2 separate regions of the Homo sapiens genome follow, and region 1 is linked to region 2. A link is a loop called in an ENCODE intact Hi-C map of the cell type or tissue named here. Cell type or tissue: thyroid gland. All regions are shown on one strand. Links, peaks and the distances in the headings refer to the core of each region. The heading gives the core; the rest is flanking DNA.

The links. Peaks named below come from ENCODE experiments on the same cell type or tissue, not always from the same donor. Only the 100,000 strongest peaks of a DNase experiment are listed, where the experiment ranks them.
Region 1: a loop joins it to region 2, with 3 times the contacts of the local background. A loop is called at or near these places in 14 of 110 quality-filtered maps.

What each region holds. Positions count from the first base shown.
Region 1 is chr9:92,948,312-92,963,363 of GRCh38, reverse strand. The region is part of intron 1 of FGD3 (FYVE, RhoGEF and PH domain containing 3); the gene reads right to left. Among named protein-coding and RNA genes, the nearest start is that of FGD3, 8.3 kb to the right of the region's middle. RefSeq lists an enhancer at 9,185-9,284. In thyroid gland, for the core only: a CTCF peak has its summit at 6,005 (motif pointing left); a DNase peak (open chromatin) is centred at 5,987.
Region 2 is chr9:92,997,269-93,012,320 of GRCh38, reverse strand. It overlaps FGD3 (FYVE, RhoGEF and PH domain containing 3), which reads right to left. Exons shown (of 18, transcript NM_001083536.2): 4 at 9,307-9,396; 5 at 8,184-8,320; 6 at 6,141-6,297; 7 at 1,937-2,075; 8 at 1,049-1,107. LOC101927954 (a long non-coding RNA gene) reads left to right here. Exons shown (of 3, transcript NR_121565.1): 3 at 1,884-4,206. Among named protein-coding and RNA genes, the nearest start is that of SUSD3, 54 kb to the left of the region's middle. RefSeq lists a silencer at 8,260-8,554. In thyroid gland, for the core only: a CTCF peak has its summit at 8,419 (motif pointing left); DNase peaks (open chromatin) are centred at 7,390, 8,070, 8,360 and 8,810; H3K4me3 peaks cover 585 bases; H3K27ac peaks cover 3,056 bases.

The DNA.
Region 1 (15,052 bases), core at 4,337-8,336, 47 kb after region 2:
TGCGCCACTGCACTCCAGCCTGGGGGACAGAAAGAGACTGTCTCAATAAAAATAAAATAATAAATAAATAAATAAAAGCAATTTCTCTGGGCCTCAGTTTCCCTGTGCCAGGTGCTGCCGCAGGTGCCCTGTGAATGGTTACTCATTGGGCCCCTTCATGCCCCTGTGAAGTATGGTTATCCCCGTCTGACAACAGGGAAACTGAGGCTCAGGACACAGTGGTGTGCCCCTCCCTCCCAAAAGCTAAAGGCTGAGGTGATGTGGAGTTTGTCCCTAAGTTCCCTGCCTGTGTGAGGATGCAGAGCTACACCCAGCCGTGACAAGGATGGGGTGGACAGTGTCACCTGAGCTCGGACGCATGGGTGCTGTGGCCTCAGCCATATTGCTGAACTTAATCTTTTCTTTTCTTTTTTTTTTTTTTTTTGAGACGGAGCCTCACTCTGTTGCCCAGGCTGGAGTGCAGTGGCGCAAAGTCAGCTCACTTCAACCTCCACCTTCTGGTTTCAAAGATTCTCCTGCCTCATCCTTCCAAGTAGCTGGGATTATAGGTGCCCACCACAATGCCCAGCTAATTTTTTGTATTTTTAATAGAGACTGGGTTTCACCATGTTAGCCAGGCTGGTCTCAACTCCTGACCTCAGGTGATCTGTCTGCCTCGGCCTCCTAAAGTGCTGGGATTACAGGCATGAGCCACCATGCCCGGACACTGATGAACTTCTTGAAGACTCCATTCTTCCTCCATGAAATGGAGAAAATGTGGGATGCATGTGGTGGAGTTTTTGTGAGAAATGAGGGCTTTGCCTATGGTAGGTACTCAAGGGATCCCAGCCACCAACATCTGAATCACCGTTGCTGTGCTGTCAATGCCGGGGCCCTGGAGTCTTGGCTCCTGCCCCCTGAGGAGGCAGCCCTGGACCATCCAGATGCTTCCAGCCCAGGCCAGGAAGGACAGCAGTGCCTGCCACCACCACCTGGTTCAGCCTTCTCCTCTACAGAGGTCCCCTGTGCCAGAAGGCCAGCAGTGGGGTCCCATTAGGACCAGGGACACAAACCCAGGTACACTAGGAATACACAACTGTCGTCCTAAGAGGGTCATGATAAATTCTGGCAGCACAGCAGCAGGCTGGCTGTGGTGACCTGAAAGGTGAGGGGTTGTGGTAGGTAAGGAACAAAAAGAGGATGGGGAGGGGTTTGTGGCTTGAAAGTAGAACTGAGGCCAAGTGTCCTGTCGTCCCTGGTTGGGGTGAGTGGGAGGAAGTGGTGCCTCCACCTGGGAGTGACATCATTCAAAAAGAAACATGTTTTTGGCAGCCTGCCCCCCAATGGCCCAGTGATCATCAAATGCTGGTTATCTGCCTCTCCCACTGTGAATAGAGCTGACCTGTGGACACTACTGTACAATAGGACATTACAGAAATGATGAAGGTGACTTCCAAGGCCAGGCCATACATAACACTGCAGCTTTTGCCTTTCCTTGCTGAATCACTCACTGTGGGGGAGCTGGCTGCCATGTTATGAGGATGCTCAAGCAGCCCTGCAGAGAGGCCCATGCGGAGAGGAACTAAGGCCCCAGGCCAACAGCCAGCAACAACTTGTGATGTGTGAATGAGTCACCTTGAAAATGATCCTCAGTTTCAGTCAGGCCTTCAGATGACACTGCAGCCCCAGCCACCATCTGTAGCCTCATGAGAGGTCCCCAAGCCATAGCCAAGCCACACCCCAATACTGACCCATCAAAACTAAAGAGTTAAGTGTTTCCTATTGTTTTAAAGTGATGTAGTATTTTCATCATGAAAAAGGGCAAGGGTGACCTGAAGTTGGGGAATGGTGGGATCAGCCCACAGTGGAGAAGCAACCACCAGGAAGTATCAACACATATTCCAATTTCTCTGACCAATTATTTCACTCATGTTCCAATGGCTCAAATGAGTCCTCTACCCCGGAGGACTCCTGGTGACCATGGAGGGCTCCTGGGGACCACAGTGACAATCCATTGGTGCTATTCAATCTCAAAGCCCTTGAATAACTTTGTGGAGTCAGAGGCTCTGCAGAGAAGGCCCTGTGCCTCCAGTGTCCCTTAGCCTGTCCCTCAAGGGTGCTGCTCATCCTCCCCCAGGTGGCTCACTTCATGAGGGGTGGGTGCCTCTGATGAGAAAGGGGGTTTCCCCAGGACTCCTGCTTTGTCCCAGGGACCCCCAGTCCTGTCTTCCAGGAAAGCTGGCCATGGCCAGGGAGAGGAGCTCTGAAGTCCAGGACCCAGAGGGGCCTGTGTGGGACCACAGAGGCCAGGATGGAGAGAGCCTATGGGCAGAGAACTGTCAGCCAGGGGGAGTGCCCGCCCACCAGGAGAGAGGCCCAGGGGGAGCACCCCACTAGGAGAGAGGCCTGGAAGAGCACCCACTCACCAGGAGAGAGCCCCAGGGGGAGCACCCAATCACCAGGAGAGAGGCCTGGGTGGAGGGCCCACCCACCAGGAGAGAGGCCCGGGGGGATCACCCACTGGGAGAGAGGCCAAGGGGGAACACCCACTTACCAGGAGGGAAGCCCAGGGGCTCTACCCTGTTCAGCAGCCCCTGGCCTAATTTCTCTCAGCTGGCCTAGGGGCTCTTCCCTGGTGGATGAGTGCTCTCCCTGGGCCTCTGTCCTGGTGGGTGAGTGCTCCCCATCTGACTACAAGGAACAGAGCCCCCACAACTCTCCCATTGCCAGCACTGCACTATGACTAAGCCTGGGACTGTTACGGCACCCAGCTGGCCCTGGCTGTTACACCCCATTCCTTCCCAGGGTTGCTACCAGTTTATCCGCTGTGGGGGAAAGTGTCCATCTGACGTCTAGTAGTGACACCTGGGGTGCATTTTTTCAGGGAAGCCATCTTACCCATGGTTATTCTGCAGCCTTTGAATGGAAGGTTTAAGGAGGAAGGCAGCTCATATTTACCAAGCACACAGCATAAGGCAAACTCTGCTCTGGGCTGGTTTATGGGTGACATGAGGACGTGGGGATAGGAGGGGTCCTCATGGGGGAATGAGGACATGGGGATGGGGGACTTGGGGACACGAGGGATATGGAGACATGCAGACATGCAGACATGACAACAGGACGTAGAGGACATGAGGATATGGGCATTTTGGGACATGAGAGCATGGGAAGTGGAGGTCATGGAGACATGGGGATGTGAGGATAAGTGGACATGGGAACCTGAAGACATAGGGACATGAAGACATGAAGACACAGGGACATGACATGAGAAAATGGGGAAAGAGGACATGGAAACATGAAGAATATGGAGATATGGGGCATGAGGACATGGAGACATGGGGATATGGAGACATGGGAACACAGGGACTCGGGGACGTGAGGGATACGGGGACATGAAGAATATGGAGATGTGGAGGTTATGGGGACATGAGGAATGAGAACACGCAGACATGAGGAATGTGGAGCCACATGGACATAGAGAAATGAGGGCATGGGGGTACAGGGGACGTGGGGACGTGTGGTCTTGGAAACATGGGGGCATGGGGACACAAGGACATGGGACATGCAGACATAAGGGACACTCGCTTCAGCCATCGACCTTCCAAAACACCCACACAAATGAGCAAGGACATTTTATACAGTCTTATTAGGGCTGATTTTTTTTTTTTTTTTTTTTTTGAGACTGAGTTTCCCTCTGTTGCCCAGGCTGAAATGCACTGGACCGATCATGACTCACTGTAGCCTCGACCTCCTGTGCTCGAGGGATCCTCCCATCTCAGCCTCCTGAGTATCTGGGACCACAGGTGTGTGGCACTATGCCTGGCTAAGTTTTTATTATTTGCAGAGACGGACTCTGGCTATGTTTCCCAGGCTGACCTTGAACTCCCAGGCTCAAGCGATCCTTCTACCTCAGCCCTGCAAAGTGCTGGGATTTACAGGCATGAGCCACCCACCGAGCCTTGCCCAATGTCAGAGATGTGCTGAAGGTCCAACAACAGAGAACTAGTTCAACCAATTACCCTATTTCAAGACTTACTATAGTAATTATATTTTATTAACTAAAATAATTTTATTATAGTAATTATTTTCATTAATAAAATAATTACTATAATACAATAAATTTTGACTGGGCGCAGTGGTTCACGCATATAATCCCAGCACTTTGGGAGGCCAAGGTGGGCGGATTGCCTGAGGTCAGGAGTTCACGACCAGCCTGGGCAGCACGGTGAAACCCCGTCTCCACTAAAAATACAAAAAATTAGCCAGGCATGGCGGCAGGCACCTGTAGTCCCAGCTACTGGAGAGGCTAAGGCAGGAGAATTGCTTGAACCTGGGAGGTGGAGGTTGCAGTGAGCCAAGATCATGCCACTGCACTCCAGCCTGGGCGACAGAGCGAGACTCCATTTCAAAACTAAATAAATAATAAAATAAAATAAATTTCAAAAGCAAGACAATGTGGTATTGACATAAGGATAAATCAATGGAAATCAATGAACTAATAGATTTTCATTCATTTGTTCAATTGATTTTCAATGAAGGTGCCAGTACATATCAATAGGGAAAGATACGTCCTTTCAACAAATAGTAATGGAACATTTAGATAGCCGTACCAAAATACAAACCTTGACTGCTTACTCACACTATACACAGAAAATAGCTAGAAATGAATCCAAACCTTAATTGTGAATGCTAAAACTGTAAAGCTTCTAAAAACACATAGGTGAAAATATTCATGAATTTGTGGTTGGTAATGATTTCTTAGAGTATAAAAGGCACTAAGCCACACACAAAAAAAACTTTATAAACAACTTCTTCAACCTGAAAATATGTTTCATCAACATAGAAAACTTCTGCTTATCAAAAGGCACCATTAGGAACGTGAAAAGGCCAGCCACATATAGACTCCAAGTGATAATGATGTGTCAGTGCAGGTTCATCAATTGTAACAAATGTCTCCTCTGGGGAGGATGTTGATAAAGAGAGTGTCTCTGAATATGTGGGGTCAGGGAATATATGGGAAATCTCTGTACTTTTCTCTCAATTTTCCTGTGAATGTAAAACTGCTATAAAAAAATTAAGTCTTTAAGGCCGGGCAAGGTGGCTCATGCCTGTAATCTCAGCACTTTGGAAGGCCAAGGAGGGTGGGTCACCTGAAGTCAGGAGTTGGAGACCAGCCTGGCCAATATAGAGAAACCCTGTCTCTACTAAAAATACAAAAATTACCTGGGCATGGTGGTGCGCACCTGTAATCCCAGCTACTCGGGAGACTGAGACAGGAGAATCACTTGAACCTGGGAGGTGGAGGTTGCAGTGAGCCGAGATCATGCCACTGCACTCCAGCCTGGGTGGCAGAATGAGACCCTGTCTCAAAAAAAAAAAAAATTAAATATTTTTTAAAAATTTCAAAGGCGGCCGGGTGCAGTGGCCTGTATTCCCACTACTTTGGGAGGCTGAGGTGGGCAGATCACCTGAGGTCGGGAGTTCAAGACCAGGCTGGCCTACATAGTGAAACTTCATCTCTACAAAAATACAAAAATTAGCTGGGCATAGTGGTGCACGCCTGTACTCCCAACTACTCTGGAGGCTGAGGCAGGAGAATCACTTGAACCTGGGAAGTGGAGGCTGCAGTGAGCAGAGATCATGCTACTGCTGCACTCCAGCCTGGGCAACAGAGCGAGACTCTGTCTCAAAAAAAAAAAAAAAAAAAGAAAAGAAAATTTCAAAGACAAATCACAGATTGGGAGAAAACATTTGCAATACATATATCTGATAAAAGATTTGTGTCCAGAATACAAAAAGATTCCTACAAATCAATGAAAAAAAAAGACAAACGATTCCATTTTTAAAATGAGAAAAAAAAACTGGAACATATACTTGACTTAAGTTACCTAAATAGACAATAAGTATATGAGCTGGTGGGCAACACTGCCTGCCATCAGGGAAACTAAAAACCACACTGAGGAATGATTACAGCCCCATCTGAACCGCTACAGTGAAAAAGACTGACAATGCCACCTGCTGGCAAGGATGTGGAGCAAACGTAACTCTCAGTGTGAAACTCTCATGCTGGTGGAAGCAGAAAATTGTACAACCACTTTGGAAAACTGTTTGGCATTTTCTCACAAAGTTAAATATACACCTTCTCTATGACCCAGCAATTGCACTTCTAGGTATCTACCCAAGAGGAAAGAAAACATCTGTCCACACAAAGACCTGTACACAAATGTGCAGAACAGCTGTATTCATAACTCAAAGCTGGAAACAATTTCAAGTGTCTGACAACTGGAGAATGCGTAATAAGCAAAGTGTGGTGCAGCCATAATATGGATGGAACAGGATCCAGCAATAAAAAGGAGTAAGCCACTGATATAACAATGATGTAGAGCTGGGTATGGTGGCATGTGCCTGTAGTCCCAACTACTCAGAGGCTGAGGCAGGAGACTGCTTGAGCCCCGGAGGTCAAGGTTGCAGTGAGCTATCATTGCACCACTGCACTCCAGACTGGGAGACAGAGCAAGGCTCTGTCTTCAAAAAAAAAAAAAAAAAGAAAGAAAGCAATTATATGGATGGATCTCAAAGCCAGACACAAAAGACTGTTAGATGAAGTTCAAAGACAGGCAGAACTAGTTTCTGAAGTCAGAACAGAGGTGCCCTGTGGTACTCTGGAAGGCAGTGTCTTAGTTTATCCTGGTTATTATAACAAAGTCCCACTGGCTAGGTGGCTGAAAAGTCAAAAATTTACTTTCTCACATTCCAGGAGGCTGGAACTCTGAGATCAAGGTGTTGGCAGGGTTGGTTTCTCCTGAGGCCTCTCTCCCTGGCTTGTAGGCAGCCATCATATCCTTGTGTCCTCACGTGGTTGTCCCTCTGTGAGTCCTCAGCTCTTCTTTTTGGACACCAGTCATGACAGATCAGCACCCACTCTCAGCACCTCATTTTAACTTTGTTACCTCTTTAAAGGCCCTGTCTCCAACACAGTTACATTCGGAGGTACTGGGGATTAGGGCTTCAACATGTATTTTGCAGGGACATAGTCAGGCCCATAATAGTCCCCCAAAGTGAGAACAAGGCAAGGATGCCTGCTGTCACCACTCTTATTCAACACAGTGGAGAAGGTTCTAGCCAGTGCAATAAAACAAGAACAGAAACGAAAATGCATGCTGAGCAGAAAGGAAGAAATAAAATTGTCCATGTTTGCAAATGACATGACTGTCTACAAAGAAAATGCCAAGAAGCGAAAACAAACAAACAAACAAACAAACAAAACTCCCAGAACTAGTATGTGAATTTAGCAAGGTCAGGGATACAAAATCAAGTCACAAAAATCACTTTAATTTGTATATACTGGCAATGAACATGCAGACATGGAAATGAAAACTATGTTGTCATTTACACATTAACTGTGGTACATCCATGCCACACAACAGCACTCAGCAATAACAAGGAAACACTATTGACACACACAGCAGCCTAGATGTGTGATGATTCCCCTGCATGAATTCCCTTAGAGGAATCCCAAGGGATTATGCTGGTGGAAGAAAGATAATTTCAAAAGATTACATGCTATATGACTCCGTTTATATAACATTCTCAAAATGACAAAATTGTAGAAACAGAGAACAGATTGGCTGCTGTCAGGGGCAGGCAGGGAGCAGGTGGACATCAAAGGGCCACAGGAGGCTCCCTGTGCTGGTGCTGCTCTGTGTCTTGACTGTACCAGTGTCAAGGTCCGAGCTATGATATGGTCCTATATCGTTTTGCAAGCTGTTACCACTGGGAAATCCCGGGTAAAGGCCCACAGTATCTCTGCATTATCTCTTATGTGTCTATACAGTCATTTCAAAATAAAAAGTTTAATTAAACAACTAGCTAGTGGCATCCCTTGGCTCTATTTATTTTTATTTTTATTTTTGAGAGGGAGTTTTGCTCTCTTTGCCCAGGCTGCCTCAGCCTCCCGGGTAGCTGGGATTACAGGCATGCACCACCATGCCTGGCTAATTTTGTATTTTTTTAGTAGAGATGGGGTTTCTCCATGTTGGTCAGGCTGGTCTCGAACTCCTGACCTCAGGTGATCCGCCCACCTCAGCCTCCCAAAGTGCTGGGATTACAGGTGTGAGCCACCGTGCCTGGCCATCCCTTGCCTCTTAAGAGAAGCAGTGAGCCTACAAGTGACTCACAGTAAAGCTGGAATCCTCAGCGTCATCTCAGAGTTGGCCCGGCTGGAACCTGGCCCTTGCAGCCTCCCAGCCTCATTCCTGGCCTCTACAATGATTGGGAGCACCTCTCCCTACCCTCACGGGCCTTGCCTCTCACGTCTGTTCCCTCTGCTCCTTGGCCACCTGACCACACCAGCTTTAGAGCTTCCCTCTGGGTGCAGCTGGCTCTCGGACACATAGACACCATATCGCCATCACTCTCCAGGCAGACCGTGAGTTCCATGAATGCAGGCAACGATGCTCCAAGCATCCTCTAATTTCTCCTTTTCCAGAAGACAAAGCTGTGGTTCAGAGAGGTGGAGGAAATGTCAAGGCCACGATACTCAGAGCCTAGCAAGATGCAGCTGAGGTGGCTGGTCTCTAGGACACAGCCCAAGGTGCAGGACAAAGGGGAACCAGGAGGCCAGGGCTCAGGGGAGTAAAGAGCTTGGAAGTAAGAGTCCCATTCAATGACCAGGACACTGAGGTTCAGAGAGGCCAAAGTGCGGTCACTCAGTCAGTCAACAACCATTTGCTGAGCGGCTCCTAGGACACAAGAATCCTTGGGAGATGGCCCCTGAGGAAGGAGCAGCTCTGGCCTGCAGAGACCCTCATGGCTGCCACTTCCTGTGCAAGGTGACCCCGGCCCCTGCCCTTCTGCTCACTTATTAGGGTCACAGCCAGTCACTTGGGCCACACGGGCACAGGACTCAGAGCCCGGCTGCTTCTCCAATCACCTGCCTGCTTTTGGGAACCGAGAACCACAGCTCTTGGATCCTTCCCAGAACCCTTGAGACCCAAGGATTGGACAAAGTGCCCATGTTGAGTTACTCTCATTCTTCTGACAAGACAGGGGAAAGCCACAAAAATACCACACTAGCTAGGGCAGGAAGTGGGTGGGACCAGAGTAGTCATTCCTGTGTGGCTTTGGATGGGGTCCAAGGGTGGTGCACCTTTGTCAGCGTTCAGGCTCCAAGACAAATCCTACTCAACATGTGACCTAACAATAGACAAGACCCAAGGAAATGAAAGCTCCTGGCAGAGAGGCTGTGTGAAACCCTGAGAGTGACCGTCTCTGGGTGGTGAGCTTCCGGGAATTTTCATTTGCTTCTTGATGCTTCTCAGTAACATATAAATTTCTACGTAGAACATTATATTTGCATTTGGGAGGAAAGCCAACCTGTTTAAAAATACAAGAATCGAAGTTGTTCATTGGAGATTCCCAGCCGGGAACTATTGCCCAGTGAAAGCCAGCTGTCTCCATGTCTGTTTACATATGGAAAATTTAATTTCTACTTAGCTGTCCTAAATCTCTCTAATGAAAGATGTGGTTGAGAAACCAAAAAAAGAAGGGATACTGAGTGTAATTCTGCTTTCTGAAAACACATTTTTTGCAAAACATTTTCTAGGTTACTTTAAATTGAAATTACATTTGGTCCAAAGGCAGACAATATTTCCTAAACCTTGGCACTGCCCTTAACTTTACCTGCCTTCCTCCCAGGCAGGCAGCTGGGAGAGTGGACAAGCCCAGATCTGGAACTGTGAGGCCCGTGTGCAGGTGACATTGTGTGAGCCCCTTCACCCCAACATGGGGAAAATATCCCTGGACACCAAGTTCCTGGGGGCTCCCTGGGAAAATGTGTGTAAAATGCTACAGTGTGAGCAGCGAGAAGCTGGCTAGTCATCACTCACTATACCTCATTTCTTAAAAGTTGCTTTAAAAATATGTGATGCTTTAGTCATCTTGGCCAAAGTGGAGAGGCAAGCCCAGCTTCAAACTCTTAGACCAAGTGGCATTTTGAGAGCTTTCCACTCAGGAGACGTAATTACAGAGCGGCTCTGGCAGTTGGCTATGATAACATTAGAGCCTGAAGTGGAAGCGATTGTTTCTTATCCTTAACAAAGAGCCCTGATGTGTCTATACTTACACAAAAGTGCTGCATCTGGTGCATTTTTTTTTTACCCTGTAGGAAAAAATTATCAATGTGTAAATAGAGAATGATATACATTAAAAAATAAGGCAATAAAGGGGTGGCCACGCCCCCACTCAATCAGGCCCTGAATAAAGGATAATTCCAGCATTGTTATGCGGCAGCTGCACAGCGTCAACCAGAAACACTCATATGCCCAGGGAGGTGCGGGTCCTTTCCTATGCACTCCATGTCCAATCCAGACATCACATTCTGCCAAGTGGTATTCTCACAATCACTTGGATCCACCGTTTACTATTCAATCCTTAGTCTAAGCTCCTGATCAACCAGAGGCTATTCAGAATGCAACAACACATGTTTATTTAGGTTTCCTTTAAGGGCAGATGCTGAGCTGGAGGACCTCGGGGGAAGAAGTAATCAGAAAGCTTAGAACTGGAGGCACCTAAGGGTGATCACAGCAGCACTATTCTAAAGAAGAAAAAAGGGAAAGAATGAAGGAAGGAGGAAAAAAGGGAAGGAAAGAGAAAAGGAAGGAAGGAGAGAAAGAAGGAAAGAGAGAAAGAAGGGAGGGAGTGAGGAAGGAAGAGAAGGAGAAAGAGGGGGAAGGAGGGAGAGATTTGAGCCACACTTGCTCAACCTTCATAATGTTAAGGAGGGCCTTAGGATTGGAGGGTAGAGGATGGGATGGGGGGGCCTTCAGCTTTAAAACAGTTTGATTTTCGGGCCGGGCGCGGTGGCTCACACCTGTAATCCCAGCACTTTGGAAGGGCGAGGCAGGCGGATCACGAGGTCAGGAGATCAAGACCATCCTGGCTAACACGGTGAAACCCCGTCTCTACTAAAAAATACAAAAAATTAGCCGGGCGTGGTGGCGGGTGCCTGTAGTCCCAGCTACTTGGGAGGTTGAGGCAGGAGAATGGGGTGAAGCCAGGAAGCGGAGCTTGCAGTGAGCCGAGATCGTGCCACTGCACTCCAGCCCGGGCGACAGAGCAAGACTCTATCTCCAAAAAAAAAAAAAAAAAAAATTGACTTTCAACAATGATATGTGTATATATCCTTTGCATACTTGAAAATAAACAGAGATGTGCTCTGGTCACCCCCTGCATTGACTCACATGAGTTGGAAACCAGGGATATTAAGAAGCCCTTGGGGAGTCAAGTGTGGTCTCTAATGGATGAATTAGGGCCACGAATTATTCCTTATGCAGCATAGTTTGTTTTGCAGACAAAATATTTTGGAACTTGTTTAAAAGCAAGATCAGGGAGAGGGTCAAAAAACCAGATGCCCCTTTTGCCACTGAAGATCTTAGACCCTCAGATTTTGTCTGCCCTGGAGCTGGGGGACAGAGGCATCCTCTCTGCAGCCGTAAAGTCAGGGTCTTCTGACTGAGATCCCCCCAAGCCTACTTTACACCTATTTTGCATGGTCAAAGACCAGCAGTTTTATTCATTCAGTTTACCACCTCCGCAGCTACATGAATCCTTCAGGCACCAGTGTTTCAAGGACCAAGAACATGAGTGTGCTCAGACACAACCCTACATCTGGCAAAATCTACACAACTTTCATTAATTAATTAATTTTTTTGAGACAGGGTCTCGCTCTGTCACCCAGGCTAGAGTGCAGTGGCACAATCACAGCTCACTGCAGCCTCAACCTCTGGGTTCAAGCAATCCTCCCACCTCAGTCTCCCGAGTAGCTGGGACTACAGGCGCATGCCACCACACCTGGCTTATTTGTGTATTTTTTGCAGACAAGGATTTCACAATGTTGCCCAGCCTGGTCTTGAACTCCTGGACTCAAGCCATCCACCCATCTCGGCCTCTCAAAGTGTTGGGATTATAGGCATGAGCCATCCTGTTTGGCTACACAACTTTATTTTAGGAAGTTACAAGTTCCACGTAAGACACATTTCAATGAAAAATTCTACCTTATGGGTTGTGTCTAGCTGGCATATTCTGAGAAGCAAAGTAATTTACCCAGAGAAGACAAGCTAGGAATACTTAGAATTACTGGATATCAGTAACTAGAAAAATAAAAGGCCTTCTTCATGTATTCATTCAACAAGCACATATTAGTATGCTATATACCATTTTCCTTCTAAAAGCCCCACATTCCTTAAAGGCCGGTTGGAATTCCCTCATGAACACACTAGACCTAGAGCGGGACCCCCAGAGCAACTTGGTGTCTCAGCAGCCCCTGGCCACAACCCTCAGCCTGCAGGGCTCCCACCACCTCTACCACCTTTCTCCTAGGCACCCTTGCCTCTCCTCATTCTCTTCAGGGCCCAAGCAGGCCAGGGGCAGCCAGATCTTGGGGAGAAGCCAATCTCCAGTGCTGGACGCAGGGGACGTGGCACAACAAGGACCCTGGCTCCATTTCCATCTGCCTAGGCAGAAAGGGCAGCACTGTCCCTGAGCCGTCCCCAGGTCACTTAGGGGCTGTCGTCCACAGATTCCTCCTGGGTGGACTCATCTGCACTGGATTTAATTCTTTAGACCAAATGTCACCAGGCACCCTAGCCACAGACTACCACAGCCTCCACAGTTCATGAGGGCCCTACCAGGGGTCAGAAGGGACTCGGGCTACATTTGCCAGCCTTGAATGAACCCCTCCTGCCCCCTTCTTTCCCCACCATCAGTCAGGGACCCAGGAGTTTTGGTCCAAGTCCAGAATCCGCACGGAACAGTCCTGGCCTCTGTGAGCAAGGACTGCCAAGCTGCGTGGGGCTGGAGCCTCCCCAGTGTCCTCAGACTTCGTCATCCCCATGACAAGTTCTGTCTGGCAAATCCAACCTGCTCTTCCTGCTCTTACTTTTTACCCATTTGCTTTTTTTTTTTTTTGAGATGGAATCTTGCTCTGTCGCCCAGGCTGGAGTGTGTAGTGGCCCGATCTCAGCTCACTGCAACCTCTGCCTCCCGGGTTCAAGCCATTCTCCTGCCTCAGCCTCCTGAGTAGCTGGGACTACAAGCACCCGCCACCATGCCCGGCTAATTTTTTGTATTTTTAGTAGAGGCGGGTTTTCACCGTCTTAGCCAGGATGGTCTCGATCTCCTGACCTCGTGATCCACCTGCCTCAGCCTCCCAAAGTGCTGGGATTACAGGCGTAAGCCACTGTGCCTGGCCCCACCTGCTTCTTTTTATCCTTTGCACTCTATGCTGAACCAGATCCTTCCTGGAATAACAGGTGAACAGATGAAGGGAGGAGAAAAAGAAAAAAAAAAAGAGGAAGGAAAGAAGGGAGGGGGGAAGGAAGGGAGGAAAAGGAGGGAGTAGGAGGAAAAGGAGAAAACAGAGAAGAGAAAGGGAGTTGATGAATTAGCTGGTTGGTTAGTTGGTCAGCTGTTGGTTAGTTGGTTGGTTAGTTGAGCCTCTGCCGGTAGGCACAGGGCTCCTTGGCCAGCAGGACAGGGAGAGCTCCTCAGAGGGTTGTGGTGGGAGAAGGGAGCCCCACCCCTCACTGGCACACTCGAACAGGGGTGTTGTGGAGGAAGCCTGAGTCTCCCCTGTCCTTCCTGGCACATTTCTGCACACACAAGCACCTCGCCTCTTCTTGGACCACACAGATACACTCAGGGCCAAGAGCCGCTGCCTGGTGGCCCTGGGCAACCTGAGACTGTGGAGCTATGGCTACCACCCAAACCCATCCTGTCCCTGAGGGTGGGACCCTCAAGGAAGGCTGCTGGATATCCCTCGTTGGGATGTCCTGGAGAATGACGACACCCCAAGACTGAACTGATGCTGCAGGACTGAGTCAGCACTGTTGCTCATGAGCTTGGGAAGGGACACGCAGGGATGATGAGGAAATGGGCCCACATGTCCCCATAGCCAGAGTGGACGGACGCCCCGCTGCAGACTGGCAGGCGCTTGTCAGACACTGTCATGGATGACAGGCTTCCATATAGGTCACACACAGCAAAAATGCAGTCCTCAGCTCTTTCACCCAACAGCAAGCCACCAGTGGGTGACACATAGCCCCATTTACAAATGGAGAAACTGAGGCACTGGTCCACGGGATGAGGCCAGATTTCCTTCCACACTGCTCCCCTTTCCAGGCACCAGTCCCTCAGCACATGTGCTTCATGGTGACAGGAGGATGCATCCTGCTCTGACCTCCCCCAGATCATGTGTGACCCCCTCTCTGGGGTGTCCAGAGAAAAGCCAGTACCACGATGGGCTTGAAGAAGCCTGCAGTCCCCTAGGAGCCCAACTAAAGGCCCAAGGGATGAGCTGTCATAACCCTCATTTTGCGGATAAGGAAACTGAGGCCTCCAGTCCCAGCCCAACCTCTGCCCAGTGAGTCCTGAGGTTTGAGGATGAGGAGGGATACTTGGGACACAGCCCAATCCCAGAACAGATGGTGTGAGCTGCTAACTCTCAGTGAATGAGCTGGGACCCTGGGCACAACACAGAGAAGGCGTTGTGTCCAAAGCCAGCTGGCCTTCAGCTGACCACCCCTGCCCCAACACAAGGGCCTGGGAAGAAGAGCTATGGACAGTGGCCAGAAAGCAGCCAGGTTTCCCTGCTGTTGAGAAATGTTTAACCTTTCTGCACAATATGAAAAAGAGGGTCAACCTCACTGGGGCTGGAGTTTGCTGTCATCCTAATAGTTCACAACATTAAATCCTGTGCACACACATACATAGATGTAACACACACACACGCACTCATTGTTTACACTTCAAACTGATTTTAGGCAATGATACCTGTATTTCCCAGCCATCCCAGAAAATGACAACATTCTAACTGCCCTAATTCACAGACACAGAGCATAGGAAACATGCAGTCAAAGAGCCGGGACAACATGGATCCCCAAGGACCAGAGGCACGAACTACAAAAAGGGACACGGCCAGCCTTGCGGCCTCTTTCGGCCCATGTCTATCCGAAGAACTGGAGGTCTTAATGAACCTCAAACTTCTGCCTAGCAGCTCCAAAGCACCCGCTTTCGC
Region 2 (15,052 bases), core at 5,960-9,959:
AGCTGTTCTCTGAGAGGTGTGTGAGTTTTGGGTGAAAAGACTTGGATTTGTATAATTAAATGAAACTGCCTAGGGAAAGTACCTGGAACATAATGGATACTTAGAAAACAAAGGAAATTCCTTTTTTTCCCCCTGGTTTTTGTTATACATTTTTTTTTTTTTTTTTTGAGACAGAGTCTTGCTCTGTTGCCCAGGCTGGAGTGCAGTGGCGCGATCTCGGCTCACTGCAAGCTCCGCCTCCCAGGTTCATGCCATTCTCCTGCCTCAGCCTCCTGAGTAGCTGGGACTACAGTCGCCTGCCACCATGCCCAATTTTTTGTATTTTTAGTAGAGATGGGGTTTCACCATATTAGCCAGGATGGTCTCCATCTCCTGACCTCATGATCCACCCGCCTCGGCCTCCCAAATTGCTGGGATTACAGGCGTGAGCCACCGCGCCTGGCCTAGAGTGATTCTTTTTTTTTTGAGACGGAGTCTCACTCTGTTGCACAGGCTGGAGTGCAGTGGCACGATCTCGGCTCACTGCAACCTCTGCCTCCTAGGTTCAAGCGATTCTTCTGCCTCAGCCTCCCAAGTAACTGGGACTACAGGCATACACCACTACGCCCAGCTAATTTTTGTATTTTTAGTAGAGACGGGGTTTCACCATATTGGCCAGGCTGGTCTCCAACTCCTGACCTCATGATCCGCCCGCCTCGGCCTCCCAAAGTGCTGGGATTATAGGAATGAGCAACCGCGCCCGGCCCATAGAGTGATTCTTTTACTCTCCACAGATGCCCAGTGAGACAGGCTCTGTCGGGGCTCCCATTTTATAGATGGGGAAACTAAGGCATAGAGTGCTAAATAACTCACCAAGGACACAGGTCTATTATAGCAAGGGGCGGGGCTGTCCAGCTGACCCCCCTGGGGATGGGGGTGGAAGGAGGTATAAAAGAGTCACTTGTGGAGCCCCCCAAAGGATAGCGGCAAAGGGGCTGGCCCACAAGGGCCCCTGGCCCTCACTCTTGCTGCACCACCCTGCCGGTCGCCACTGGAGCCCCACACTCACCACTTTCCGAATGGCAGCATTGGAGTGGTTGGCGGCTGTGGAGATGAGCTCCAAGGACCCTGCAGGAAGAAGACTGTGTTCAGCCTGGGGCCACGGTGGCTCCGTTTTTGCTTGCCTGAGGGGCTCCAGGGCAGCTGCCTCCAGAGAGAGGATCTGTCTCTGCCCTCAGCCTTTCCCAGGGTGCCTGGGCTACTCTAGAGGACTGGCCCAGAGGAAGGGGGTGACCCTGCCTCTGACCCTGCAGACACATCCCTTCTGGGGCCAATACCAGGCAGGGGGCTCCCACGATTCTGCACAGACGCCTGTCCGGGCTGCCTGCCAGCCACACCAGTTGCTGCCCTTGGACCAGGAGCAGCCCCCACCAGCCCTATGAGGCCCATTCCTGGGGCCTAAGCTCTGAACAGGGCCAGCATTTAGTAGCACCTTCCCCAGACCAATGTCCACCCGCATACTTCAAGCAGGGGAGATTTTTCTCTGCCCTCAAAGATGCTAAGTCCCTTCCTGGGCTGCTAGGGGGCTCACTTGTTCTCTCTCTTTCTCTCTCTCTCCCCCTCCTTCCTCTGTCTCTGTGTGTCTCTCTCTCCTCCCCTCTGTCTGTTTCTCCATCCCTCTCTCTCCCCCTCCTTCCTCTGTCTCTGTGTGTCTCTCTCTCCTCCCCTCTGTTTCTCCCTCCCTCTCCCTCTCTTTCCCTGACATCTCCCTATCTCTCTCCCTGTCTCCATCTCTCTCCCTCCCCTGCCTCTGTCTCTGTCTCTTTCCCTCTGGTCTCTCTGTTTCTCTCTCCCCTACCCCCATGACCCCACGACTCTCTCTCTCCCTCTCTCCCCACCCCCAGAGTTCTTGGCAGGTGCCCCTGCACCCTCCTGGGAGCCCTTGGCCCCAGCTCACTCTCCGCATCCTTCCGGTCTGGGGCGTCCTGCGGGAGCCTCTTCAGATAGTCCTTGAGCAGCAGCTCGTACCGGGGGACCCTCTGCACGGGCTCCAGCATGTGGTGCTGCAGCGTCAGGTTCCCGCATACCTCCTGCTTCTGTGGGGACAGAGGGAGCATTGGGCACTCCAAGGACACGTGTGTGGATGCCAGCCCCACCGGCTTCTGGCCACCACAGCCCCAGGAAGCTGCCCGGAACTGGCTGCCCAGAACTGACTGTCCTTCAAGACATGGCTGACACAGACCACACTTTACAACGAGGGAAACTGAGGCTCAGAGAGACTGACCAATGGAGCAAGAACTGGAACCCCAGGCAGGCTGGCCCTTGGCCCAGAGCTGGCTCTCTTATACGCATCCTCGGTGGAGAAAATAAATGCCTGGACAGGACTGTCTCCTCCTGTCAAGAGTGGCTTTTCCCCACTCTCACCCACCCGTGGGCCTAAGCAGGGCTCCTTCGACCCCTCTGCTGAGAAATCAGGCAGAGCTTCGCCCAACCATCCCCACTGGGTATCGGGCCAGGGCTTGTCCTTATGCCTAGAAGCAGCTCGGGGAGTCCTTCTGCAGATCGCTCTCGATATAAACGCACCAGTATTCCAATCAGGTGCTGAGACCCTCGCGCTCCACGTGTACCCAGCTCTGCTCACCGGCTCCCTGTGCCTCCCCTCGCACCCTGCAGCACCTCCTTGCTGCCATGTCTCCATCTGGCATCTGAACCCCAGACACGTGTGCTGAATGCTGCCCACCTGTCGCCTCTGTGCTCCCCAATCGGGTCCTCCTGCCCAGGCCACTTTGCCTCTGCCTCCCCTGATGATGCCCACTGGGCAGCCTGTGAGGGCCTGCTGACTTTGTCGTCCTGTCCACCAGCTTCCCCACCCACCTGCCAGCAACTCAAGGGCCTCAACCACCCTCACCTGGCTCAGGGCCCAGAACAGAACGGCTTCCAGCTCAGATGAGCTCAAAAATGCCTGGGATACAACAGGGTGAGAGAAACCCAAGTCGACAATCTTCATAAAAACAACTGTTTCTGTCAAGATATTCACATAATCTCCAAGTATCTCCCTACAAGAAACTTTTTTTTTTTTGAGACGGAGTCTCGCTCTGTTGCCTGGGCTGGAGTGCAATGGCGCGATCTCGGCTCACTGCAACCTCCGCCTCCCAGGTTCAAGCAATTCTCCTGCCTCAGCCTCCTAAGTAACTGGGATTACAGGTGCACACCACCACACCTGGCTAATTTTTGTATTTTTAGTAGAGATGGGGTTTCACTATATTGGTCAGGCTGGTCTCGAACTCCTGACCTTGTGATCTGCCTACCTCGGTCTCCCAAAGTGCTAGGATTACAAGCGTGAGCCATCGCGCCTGGCCAAAACTTTTTTTTTTTTTTTGATGGAGTCTTGCTCTGTTGCCCAGCCTGGAGTGTAGTGGAGTGATCTTGGCTCACTACAGCCTCCGCCTCCCCGGCTCAAGCAATTCTGTCTCAGCCTCCCAAGTAGCTGGGATTACAGGTATGAGTGTGCCACCACACCCAGCTAATTTTTGTATTTTTAGTAGAGATAGGGTTTCACTATGTTGCCCAGACTGGTCTCGCACTTCTGACCTCAGGTGATCCGCCCACCTGGGCCTCCCAAAGTGCTGGGATTAGAGGCGTGAGCTACCACAAGCGGCCAAGAAACTTAATAGGGGAAAAAACCCAACTTCACCTGAAGAGTCCTGACAGACACGCCCTTTATCAAGTGAATATCCCCAGGAATGGGATGCAGAGACTGCGTCACCGGGCAGGACGCAGGGAGAAGAGCACAGCCTCACTCCAGGAAAAGGCACAGCCTCAATCAAACTGTGGACAAACAGCAGAAAAACCCAAGCAGGCAGTCTACAAGTAACTAGGCTGCACCCCTCAAAAAGACAAGGACAGAGGCCTGTTCCAGACCCAAGAGGACAAATACAATAATGAGCGCAATGTGTGGCCCTGGGTTGGGTTATGGATCAGAAAACAAGAATGTTATTGGGACAATCGGTGACATCTGAGTGTGGGCTGCGGAGTAGATAGCACCAGGACATCAGTGTAAAATCCCCGATTTTGATCACTGTGCTGGGAGTACGCAAGAGAATATCCTTGTTCACATGTTTAGTGATAAAGGGTTACGGTGTCTGCAACTTAGTTTCAAAACGCTCAAAAGTCATCATCATCTGTATGAGTTTAGAGGGAATAATAAAGTAAGCCAGACAAAATGTTAATAATGCATAACAATGTCATTTTTGCAACTTTCCTGTAAAGGTTTAAAGTTATTTCAAAATAAAAGTTTAACGTTTAAAATATCCTTTGATTAAAGGAAGGAAACCTGCAAAAGGCCATGGGCAACTTGACTGTCATGCGATCCTGTTTTTTCCACACCAGGTCTTCTCAGCCTGGGCACTATGGACCTTCGGGTTGGAGAATTCTCTGCGGTGGGCCATGCTGTCTGCTGCAACGTGTTTTGCAGCATCCCCAGACCCCACCCACCAGATGCTGGGTGCACCCAATGTGTGAAGATATGGCCTGGGATCCCCGGGGGGCAAAGTCACCTTCAGGGAATGGCTGGATGGTACTGAGTCCAGGCGGAGAGCCCTCCCCACAGCCTGCCTGGCCCTGTGCCCAATCTGCCTAGGATGAGGGGATGCACAGACCAGTGGCTAGCCTGCAACCGGGGCTGTGTCTGCCTCGAGTGTCCCCAGGCAGATGTCATCCAGGACATGGCAGGCGCGATCTCAGCTCACTGCAACCTCTGCCTCTCGGTTCAAGCAATTCTCCTGAATCAGCCTTCAGAGTAACTGGGACTATAGGCATGTCACGCCCAGCTAATTTTTGTATTTTTAGTAGAGATGGGGTTATATAGTCTTGGGTAGTGGGAAATGCATTTGAAAATAAGCTTTACATTTTAAGAAGTGGTGAATGGAGTTACTTAAAAATAAAAAATTCTGGGCCAGGCGCGGTGGCTCACGCCTGTAATCCTAGCACTTTGGGAGGCCGAGGTGGGTGGATCACAAGGTCAGGAAATCGAGACATCCTGGCTAACATGGTGAAACCCCGTCTCTACTAAAAAATATAAAAAATTAGCCGGGCGTGGTGGCGGGCGCCTGTAGTCCCAGCTACTCAGGAGGCTGAGGCAGGAGAATGGCGTGAACCTGGGAGGCGGAGCTTACAGTGAACTGAGATCGCGCCACTGCACTCCAGCCTGGGCTACAGAGTGAGACTCTGTTTCAAAAAAAATTAAAAAATAAATGAATAAAAATAAAAAATAAAAAATTCTGTATGGCAAACACCACCATAAAGTTAAAAGATCAGGCGGGGCGCGGTGGCTCACGCCTGTAATCCCAGCACTTTGAGAGGCCAAGGAGGGCGGATCATGAGGTCAGGAGATCGAGACCATCCTGGCTAACACAGTGAAACCCCATCTCTCCTAAAAATACAAAAAAATTAGCTGGGCGTGGTGGTGGGCGCCTGTATTCCCAGCTACTCGGGAGGCTGAGGCAGGAGAATGGTGTAAACCCTGGAGGCAGAGGTTGCAGTGAGCCGAGATCGTGCCACTACACTCCAGCCTGGGCAACAGAGTGAGACTCTGTCTCAAAAAAAAAAATAAAATAAAAAAATAAAAGATCAATGGGGGAAAATAATCTGTGACATGCATGACAGAAAGAAGTTGATGTTCTTAGCATATAAAAGCCTTGTGAATCAAGAAGAAAGAGACCAGCCCTATAGGAGACAAGAGAAGCCAGGGCTGTGAGGAGGCTCTTAGCAGAAAGCGAAAAACAAAAAAGCAATGTAACATTTAAACAAAAATGCCTGCACTAGATATCGAGGGACACTGTGCAATCAGAGACTGTCCTTTGAATTCAGGTTCCATCAGATAATAGCTCGTGATGCTGTAGCTTGCACAGCCTCTTGAGCCACGATTTTCCGATGGGAATGCTGATTCATCTCTGGGAGTTATTGTAAGGCTCAAAGCATCAACAGAACATCTGGGCACATCCCATAATTTTCCTAATTTTCTCTATGTTCCAAAATTTTAGTAATGTCATGTTACTTTTTGGAGTAAAATATACATATATACATATGTTTTTAAAAAATAAAACACCAGGCTCTGTGCATCTTGAGAACATCTGTGTCCACACTCCCACTGCCGGCCTTACCTGGATGCTGTGGACGACGTCTTTAAACAGTGGGGAGCGCTGGGTCCACGTGCTCACCAGCCCTACGGCTCGGTCAAAGTTCTTGACATACTCGCCGTACATCTTCAGGAATGGGGCCAGCTTCTGCAGGATGTCCCCGAGCCGTGGGTTTGTGTCCCTTCGTGGAGAAATGAATCATCAGAGAAATAGCTGGGTGCAATGGGGACTCTGAGGTTAGTGGACATGAACTCCACCAGGGGGGTGTGGGGTGGAGGCCAGCTCTGTGTGATGGTGAGCAAATTGGTCACCCTCTCTGAGCCTTAGCTTCCTCCCCTATGTCATGTAGAGTAGAAAATAGTAACTGGGCAATTAAATGAAAGATGCCTGTAAAACAGTTAAAAGTCCAAGCTGCAAGCTTAGAACCAGTGACCCAGACACAGGAGATAGCAGTAGTAGCAGAATCGCTTGAATGATGAACCACAGTTATCAAAGAGAACCAACAAAATACCATTATGCTCCTTTTAAATGGGCAAAGATTAGAAACAATGGTTCTATCCAATGCTGGTGAAGTCCTGGGGAAAGTAGCTCTTTGTAGTACTGATAATGAAAAAAGCTGCTTTGGACAGAGATTTGCAAATAATTTTCAAGAAACAGAAAAATATACTAATCGTCTTTGACCTTAGGACTGTTTCAAAAAGAAAGAAAAAAGCCACAGGCACAAAGCCATCACTAAGGCATGACTGTGAACTGCACTTATACATTTAATTTAAAGGTCCAGGCTGGGTGTGGTGGCTCATGCCTGTAATCCAGCACTTGGGAGGCTGAGATGGGCAGATCACAAGGTCAGGAGATCGAGACCATCCTGGCCAACACGGTGAAACCCCGTCTCTACTTAAAAAAAAATACAAATAATTAGCCGGGTGTGGTGGCGGGCGCCTGCAGTCCCAGCTACTTGGGAGGCTGAGGCAGGGGAATGGTGTGAACCCAGGAGGCAGAGCTTGCAGTGAGCTGAGATCACGCCACTGCACTCCAGCCTGGGCAACAGAGTGAGACTCTGTTTAAAAAAAAAAAATGTCCAAAGGGCAGGGTGGCTAAGTCATTGGACCCCTGTGCTGTTATAAAAGTTGCAGAGGAGGTCACACATGCACTCATGAGTTAGCAGTCTCCAGGGCCTTGCAGGAGAAAACCTGTCTCTACCAAGCATGGATTTTTGTCAGCCAGAAGGCTGCATCCAGTCCTGACTGCCTCGGGGACACAATGTAAACCTGTTCGGCAGCTGGACCATGTCCTTGTACAGATTTATAAATTGACATAGCCCCTCCCTGAGCAACAGGTGAAGGGACTCCCCCTGGCCTCCCATTCCAGTCAAGCCTCTGTGGTCTCCTGGGTTGCAGCTTGGAGAACGGGCTGGTGGGACACAGAAGGGCCAGGCTCCTGATGCAGAGGGAAGCCGGGCCTGCGAAGGGCACAGGCAGTAGAGACCCTAAGTCAAACAGCAGCGGCACCCAGAATGAGGGGAAACGCAACACGCAACGTGGGGAACTGATGAGTCTGGGGGCCAGCCTGGGATGTTTCATGAATTGTGACTTGCACTGAGCTGTCCCTCTGCTAATGAACAGAAGCAGCAGTGGGACAGAGGGACAGGCCACAGGGACAGCAGGAGGAGGATCTGAGGTCCACTGTTGAGAGGGAAAAACAGCATTTTTAAAACAAAGGTGGAGTATAAGCTAGGAGGGAAAAGAAAACCAACTAGCACTATCCACTGTGTGGTGTTTCCAGATGTCAAACCTCATTTTAGTTTCAGAGCCCCAAGTGGGGCGTTAAAAGCCCTTCATTCCGCATCATCTGCTTTCTCAGGAACTAAGCCTTGGAGACCGTAAGTGGCTGGTCAAGGTCACCAACCAGGAAGGGGTGGAGTCTGGATCGGACCCAGGACCGTGCAGAGAAGGGAGGCGCCCAGCCACCATGAGACAGTCCCCCAGCACTTGCCTCGCTCTCAGGCACATGAACCCTGGTCTAGAGAACACTTGAGGGGCCCCATGGGCATGCGCAGATGGTACTCACCACTCCTCCGTGATCCGCGTCTTCAGCTCCGGCAGCAGGAACTGCCCGTGGAAGCGGTGGATGGAGGAGATGTTAGAGAATATGCCCATGATGACTTCTGGAGGGATCCCCGCATCCGTCAGCCTGGTGCAGAAAACCTGAGCATAGAGAAGCCCACGTGTGGCCAGTGAGCCTCTTCCACTGAGCACAGTTGCCGCCCCGCTTCGGCCACAGGTGAGGGCGCTCGGGAGGGGCCGCTGCTGCCACCTTGTGTTTTCTTAATGAATTTCAGAATTATTGTCCTCCCTTTTCATCCAACTGGTTCAGACAACCTCATGGTCTTAATGCAAGCTCACTTATGACTTACGAATGTGGGTGAGGCAGGGACAGTCGCCTGAGGACAGGGAATGACATCTTTCCTCAGCCACCTCTCATGCGAAATGGAAGGTTCAGACTTCCTTTTCTTTCTCGTGAGATAAAAACAGCAGCAGCACTGTCTGTCAAAACCCCAGCTTCCATGGGTGCTTTATTTCCTGTGCTCATAAACCCCACGTTGTCATGTGGATAGAGATGAGTGGCAAACCCTGTCCCAAGTACTTATGCAGAAAAACATCCAGAAGCCATTTACATGCTCAGATCATGCAGCTGCCAAGAAGAAATGTCCCACAGGTGACTTGGCAAAGCCTTCTCCTCAGAGCTACAAGCACTGAAAACAAAAAATAAGTTTCTAGGACGGGCGTGGTGGCTCACGCCTGTAATCCCAGGACTTTGGGAGGCCGAGGCTGGTGGATCACCTGAGGTCAGGAGTTCAAGACCAGCCTGACAAATATGGTGAAACCCCGTCTCTACTATAAATACAAAAATTAGCTGGGCGTGGTGGCATGTGCCTGTAGTCCCAGCTACTCGGGAGGCTGAGACAGGAGAATTGCTTGAACTGGAGAGGCGGAGGTTGCAGTGAGCCAAGATCGCGCCACTGCACTCCAGCTTGGGTGACAGAGTGAGACTTTGTCTCAAAAAAAAAAAAAAGTTTGTAGACCAGACTTAAATTTGTCTGAGTTTTAGTATTTAAGTCATTCACACTGCACCTATAATGCCCAGCCAATGCTAAGAGATACTGAAACTGCCCCCAAGCCATGTGGGCTACCTGGTCCAGCAGGTGCAGCCGCTTCACATAGGTCTCCTCGGTGTGCAGGAGCTCCTGGGCAATGTGGAGAAGCTTCTGGGGGCCAGAGTGCTGCGGAGAGAAGAGATGCAGCTCACCTGGGGAAGATGAGCCTTGGGGAATCGGCACCTAACGGGCTGCCACTGTGTGCAGGAGAACCAGGGGCCACAGGGGTGGCAGGAGGCCACTGGGGCAAGAGAAGGGGCAGGAGGGGCCACTGTGATGGCGATGTGGTGCTCAGTTCTCATAGATGGGCCTTTGACTACAGAGCAGTTGCAGCGACCACGTCAAAATATATTGCACAGTGATGTCAGCAAGATGATGGACTAAACAGCTCTCGGCCCTCCTTCTGCTCAGAGACATAAGGTTAACAACAATATATGGGCCAGAGCACCTGTGTGAGAATTCCAGAGACCAGCCGAGAAGCTACAGCACCCAAGCCATTATAAAGCCAAGAAAAGATTTCAGTAAAAGGTGTAGGGAAATTGGTGATGTTTGGCAAGCTTGTCTTAGTCCATTTTACCTGCTCTACATGCGTACCACCATGTCCAGCTAGTTTTTTTCTATTTTCGTTTTGTAGAGATGAGGTTTTGCCATGTTGCCCAGGCTGGTCTTGAACTCCTGGACTCAACCTATCTGCCCGCCTCAGCCTCCCAAAATGCTGGGATTACAGGTGTGAGCCACCGTGCCTGGCCTCCTCCTGTTTTTGACATTGGGCAGGCTAACAAACCTCTGTAAGTTTCAGTGACCCCAAATGCAAAGCAGCAGCGTCACCACCTAGTACCTACATCACAGGGATGTTATGAGGATGGAGTGGAACAACACATATGAAACACTTCATGCAGGACAGGGCACAGAGTATGAGCTAATTAAAGCTGGAAATCATCACTATGGAAGTTTTCACTGAAAATGCCTGAGACTGGGTAATTTCTAAACAAAAGAAGTTTATTTCTCACACTTCTGAGGGTTGATCTCTGCTTCCAAGATGGTGGCCTGAACACTATCCCCTCACATAGTGGAAGCAGTAGAAGAGAAAAAGGGAGATGAAGGCTGTGTCTTCACATGGTGGAAGAGCAGAGAGCAAACCCATGAACTTTCTCTTTTATAAAGGCCCTAATGCTATTCATGATGGCTCTGACTTCATTACTTAATCACCTCCTGAAGGCCCTATTGTGGCAGGCCAATTCTCCCTGACAATCACATAGACAGGCCTGCATGACAGTCACACAGACAGATTTCCACAGCATGGCCTTAACATGGAGCAAGTAGTTAAACCTAGGGAAATCAGTGCCCAGACATCAAAGCTAGAAATAAAACACAGTCAGTAGGAGCCTTGCATAATCTTCTCCCTAACCTGGAGCAAGTCAAAATAATGGAAGCAGTCTTATATTCCTAGTGCCAGGACCCATCTTGGGTCAACGGAATCTGAGACAAGTCAAGGTAACAGAGGCAGCTATTTGAATAGATTCATTGGAGAGTCTAAGGCAGCTCTCCAGACCAAGCTGTAAAGAAGATAAGATAGAAATAATCACTCCAGTACCACAGTAGACAGGCCTTGAAGGTACTGGGGCTCTTTTAATCAGACTTAGCAAGCATTTTTTGCTTCTGACCTTCTAGATGAAACAAAATTAGCTACAAAGAAACAGAAAAATGTAGCCCAATCAAAGGAACAAAATAAAAAACTTCAAAACTGATCTTAAGGAAACACAGATCTATGAGCTGCTTGAGAAAAAACATCGAAATAGTTGTCATAAAGATGCTCAATGAGATAAAAGAGAACAGATAGATGACTTTAAAAAAAAATCAGGAAATGATGCATGAACAAAGTGAGAATATCAACAAAGAGATAGAAACTATTAAAAAGGACAAACCAGACATTCTGGAGCTGAAATACACTTTAATTGAACCGACAAATTTTTAAGAGGGGTTTGACAGCAGACTTGATCAGGCAGAAGAAAAACTGGGCAAACCTGAAGAGAGGTCATTTGAAATCATAGAGTCAGATAAGAAAAAAAAAAGAAAGAAGAGCAAGGAGAGCCTAAGGGATGTATGGGCCACTATCAAGTAGATCAATATATGCACTTGTAAGTTCCAAAAGAGAAGAGAGAGAAAGGGGCAAAGAGTTTATTTACAGAAATAATGGCTGAACATTTCCCAAATTTGAGGAAAGCAATGGACTTAAAAATTCAAGAATCTCAAAGACCTCCAACTGGGGTAAATCAACAGAGAACCATACCAAGACATATTATAATTATATAACTGTCTAAAGTCAAATACAAAGAAAATCTTGAAAGCAGCGAGAGAAAAATAATTTGTCTCATGTAAGGGGTCTTCCATAAGATTATGAGAGGATCTGTCAGTGGTAACTTTGCAGACCAGAAGGCAGAGGGAGGATACATTCAAAGTGCTGAAAGAAAAAAAAACTGTCAACAAAGAATATTGTATTTGATAAAACTGTTATTCAAAAATGGAGAAATAAACACTTTTCCAGTTAAACAAAAACTGAGGGAGTTCTTTGCCATTAAATGTGCTCTAAAATAAAAAAGATTAAGGAGTACTTTATGTTAAAACAAAAGGATAGTAAAAAGCAACACAAAACCACAGGATAATATAAAGTTCTTCAGTGAAGGTGAACACATGGATAAATACAATAATTTGTACTATTATCCTTTTGGTGCATAGAATTCAAATCACAAAAACATTTAAACATTTAAATCTATATGAATAAATAAAGATGAATTCATGACATCAATCAGAGCAGGGAGAGGGAGGTGGAATTGTAAAAGAGTAGAGTTTTTGCATGTGATTGAAGTTGTTATTAGTTTAAAATAGAATGCTATAACTTTAAAATGTTTTATGTAATTGCAATGGTAACCACAAATAAAATATCTATAGATAAAAAAGGAAATGAGAAAGAAATAAAAGCATATCACTACAAAAAAAAATCAATTAAACACAAAGAAAGATAGTAAGAGAGTAAAGGAGGGACACAAAAAACCTATAAGACATCCAGAAAACAACCAAATGGCAGTAGTAGGTCCTTTCCTATCAGTAACTACTTTAAATGTAAATGGATTAAACTTCCCAATCAAAAGACATATTGGCAGCCAGGCGTGGTGGCTCACACCTGTAATCCCAGCACTTTGAGAGGACAAGGCAGGGAGATCATGAAGTCAGGAGTTTGAAACGAGCCTGACCAACATGGTAAAACCCCATCTCAACTAAAAATACAAAAATTAGCTGGGCGTGATAGTAGGCACCTGTAATCCCAGCTACTCAGGAGGCTGAGGCAGGAGAATCGCTTGAACCCGGGAGGCGGAGGTTACAGCGAGCTGAGATTGTGCCACTGCACTCCAGCCTGGGAAACAGACCAAGACTCTGTCTTTAAAAAAAAAAAAAAAAAAAAAGGTTCCAAGATGGCTGAATAGGAAAAGCTCCAGTCTGCAGCTCCCAGCATAAGCGACGCATTAGACGGATGATTTCTGCATTTCCGATTGAGGTACCAGGTTGATCTCACTGGGGCTTGTCAGACAGTGGGTGCAGCCCATGGAGCAGGGTGGGGCATTGCCACACCCGGGAAGCACAAGGGGTTGGGGAATTCCCTTTCCTAGCAAAGGGAAGCCGTGACAGACGGTACCTGGAAAATCGAGACACTCCCACCCTAATACTGTGCTTTTCCAATGGCCTTAGCAAACGGCACACCAGGAGATTATATCCCTCGCCTGGCTCAGAGGGTCCCACGCCCACGGAGCCTTGCTCACTGCTTGCACAGCAGTCTGAGATTGAACTGCAAGGCAGCAGCGAGGCTGGGGGAGGGGCGTCCACCATTGCTGAGGCTTGAGTAGGTAAACAAAGCCGCCGGGAAACTCGAACTGAGTGGAGCCCACCACAGCTCAAGGAAGCCTGCCTGCCTCTGTAGACTCCACCTCTGGGGGTAGGGCATAGCTGAACAAAAGGCAGCAGAAACTTCTGCAGAGTTAAACGTCCCTGTCTGACAGCTTTGAAGAGAGTAGTGCTTCTCCCAGCACAGAGTTTGAGATCTGAGAATGGACAGACTGCCTCCTCAAGTGGGTCCCTGACCCCCGAGTAGCCTAACTGGGAGACACTTCCCAGTAGGGGCCGACTGACACCCCATACAGCCGGGTGCCCCTCTGAGACAAAGCTTCCAGAAGAAGGATCAGACAGCAACATTTGCTGTTCTGCAATATTTGCTGTTCTGCAGCCTCCACTTGTGATACCCAGGCAAACAGGGAGTGGACCTCCAGCAAACTCCAACAGACCTGCAGCTGAGGGTCCTGACTGTTAGACAGAAAACTAACAAACAGAAAGGACATCCACACCAAAATCCCATCTGTATGTCACCATCATCAACGACCAAAGGTAGATAAAACCACAAAGATGGGGAGAAACCAGAGCAGAAAAGCTGAAAATTCTAAAAATCAGAGCACCTCTTCTCCTCCAAAGGAACACAGCTCCTTGCCAGCAACGGAACAAAGCTGGAAGGAGAATGACTTTGGTGAGTTGACGAAAGTAAGCTTCAGATGATTGGTAATAACAAACTTCTCCAAGCTAAAGGAGGATGTTTGAACCCATCGCAAAGAAGCTAAAAACCTTGAAAAAAGGTTAGACGAATAGCTAACTAGAATAACCAGTGTAGAGAAGTCCTTAAATGACCTGATGGAGCTGAAAACCATGGCAGGAGAACTACGTGACGCATGCACAAGCTTCAGTAGCTGATTTGATCAAGTGGAAGAAAGGGTATCAGTGATTGAAGATCAAATGAATGAAATGAAGTGAGAAGAGAAGTTTAGAGAAAAAAGAGTAAAAAGAAACAAACAAAGCCTCCAAGAAATATGAGACTATGTGAAAAGACCAAACCTCTGTCTGATTGGTGTACCTGAAAGTGACGGGGAGAATGGAACCAAGTTGGAAAACACTCTGCAGGATATTATCCAGGAGAACTTCGCCAACCTAGTGAGGCAGGCCAACATTCAAATTCAGGAAATACAGAGAATGCCACAAAGATACTCCTTGAGAAGAGCAACTCCAAGACACATAATTGTCAGATTCACCAAAGTTGAAATGAAGGAAAAAATGTTAAGGGCAGCCAGAGAGAAAGGTTGGGTTATCCACAAAGGGAAGCCCATCAGACTAACAGTGGATCTCTCGGCAGAAACTCTACAAGCCAGAAGAGAGTGGGGGCCAATATTCAACATTCTTAAAGTATTTTCAACCCAGAATTTCATATCCAGCCAAACTAAGCTTCACAAGTGAAGGAGAAATAAAATCCTTTACAGACAAACAAATGCTGAGAGGTTTTGTTACCACCAGGCCTGCCTTACAAGAGGTCCTGAAGGAAGCACTAAATATGGAAAGGAACAACCGGTACCAGCCACTGCAAAAACGTGCCAAATTATAAAGACCATCAATGCTAGGAAGAAACTGCATCAACTAACGAGCAAAATAACCAGCTAACATCATAATGACAGGATCAAATTCACACATAAGAATATTAAACTTAAATGTAAATGGGCTAAATGCTCCAATTAAAAGACACAGACTGGCAAATTGGATAAAGAGTCAAGACCCATCAATGTGCTGTATTCAAGAGACCCGTCTCACGTGCAGAGACACACATAGGCTCAAAATAAAGGGATGGAGGAAGATCTATCAAGCAAATGGAAAACAAAAAAGCAGGGGTTGCAATCCTAGTCTCTGATAAAACAGT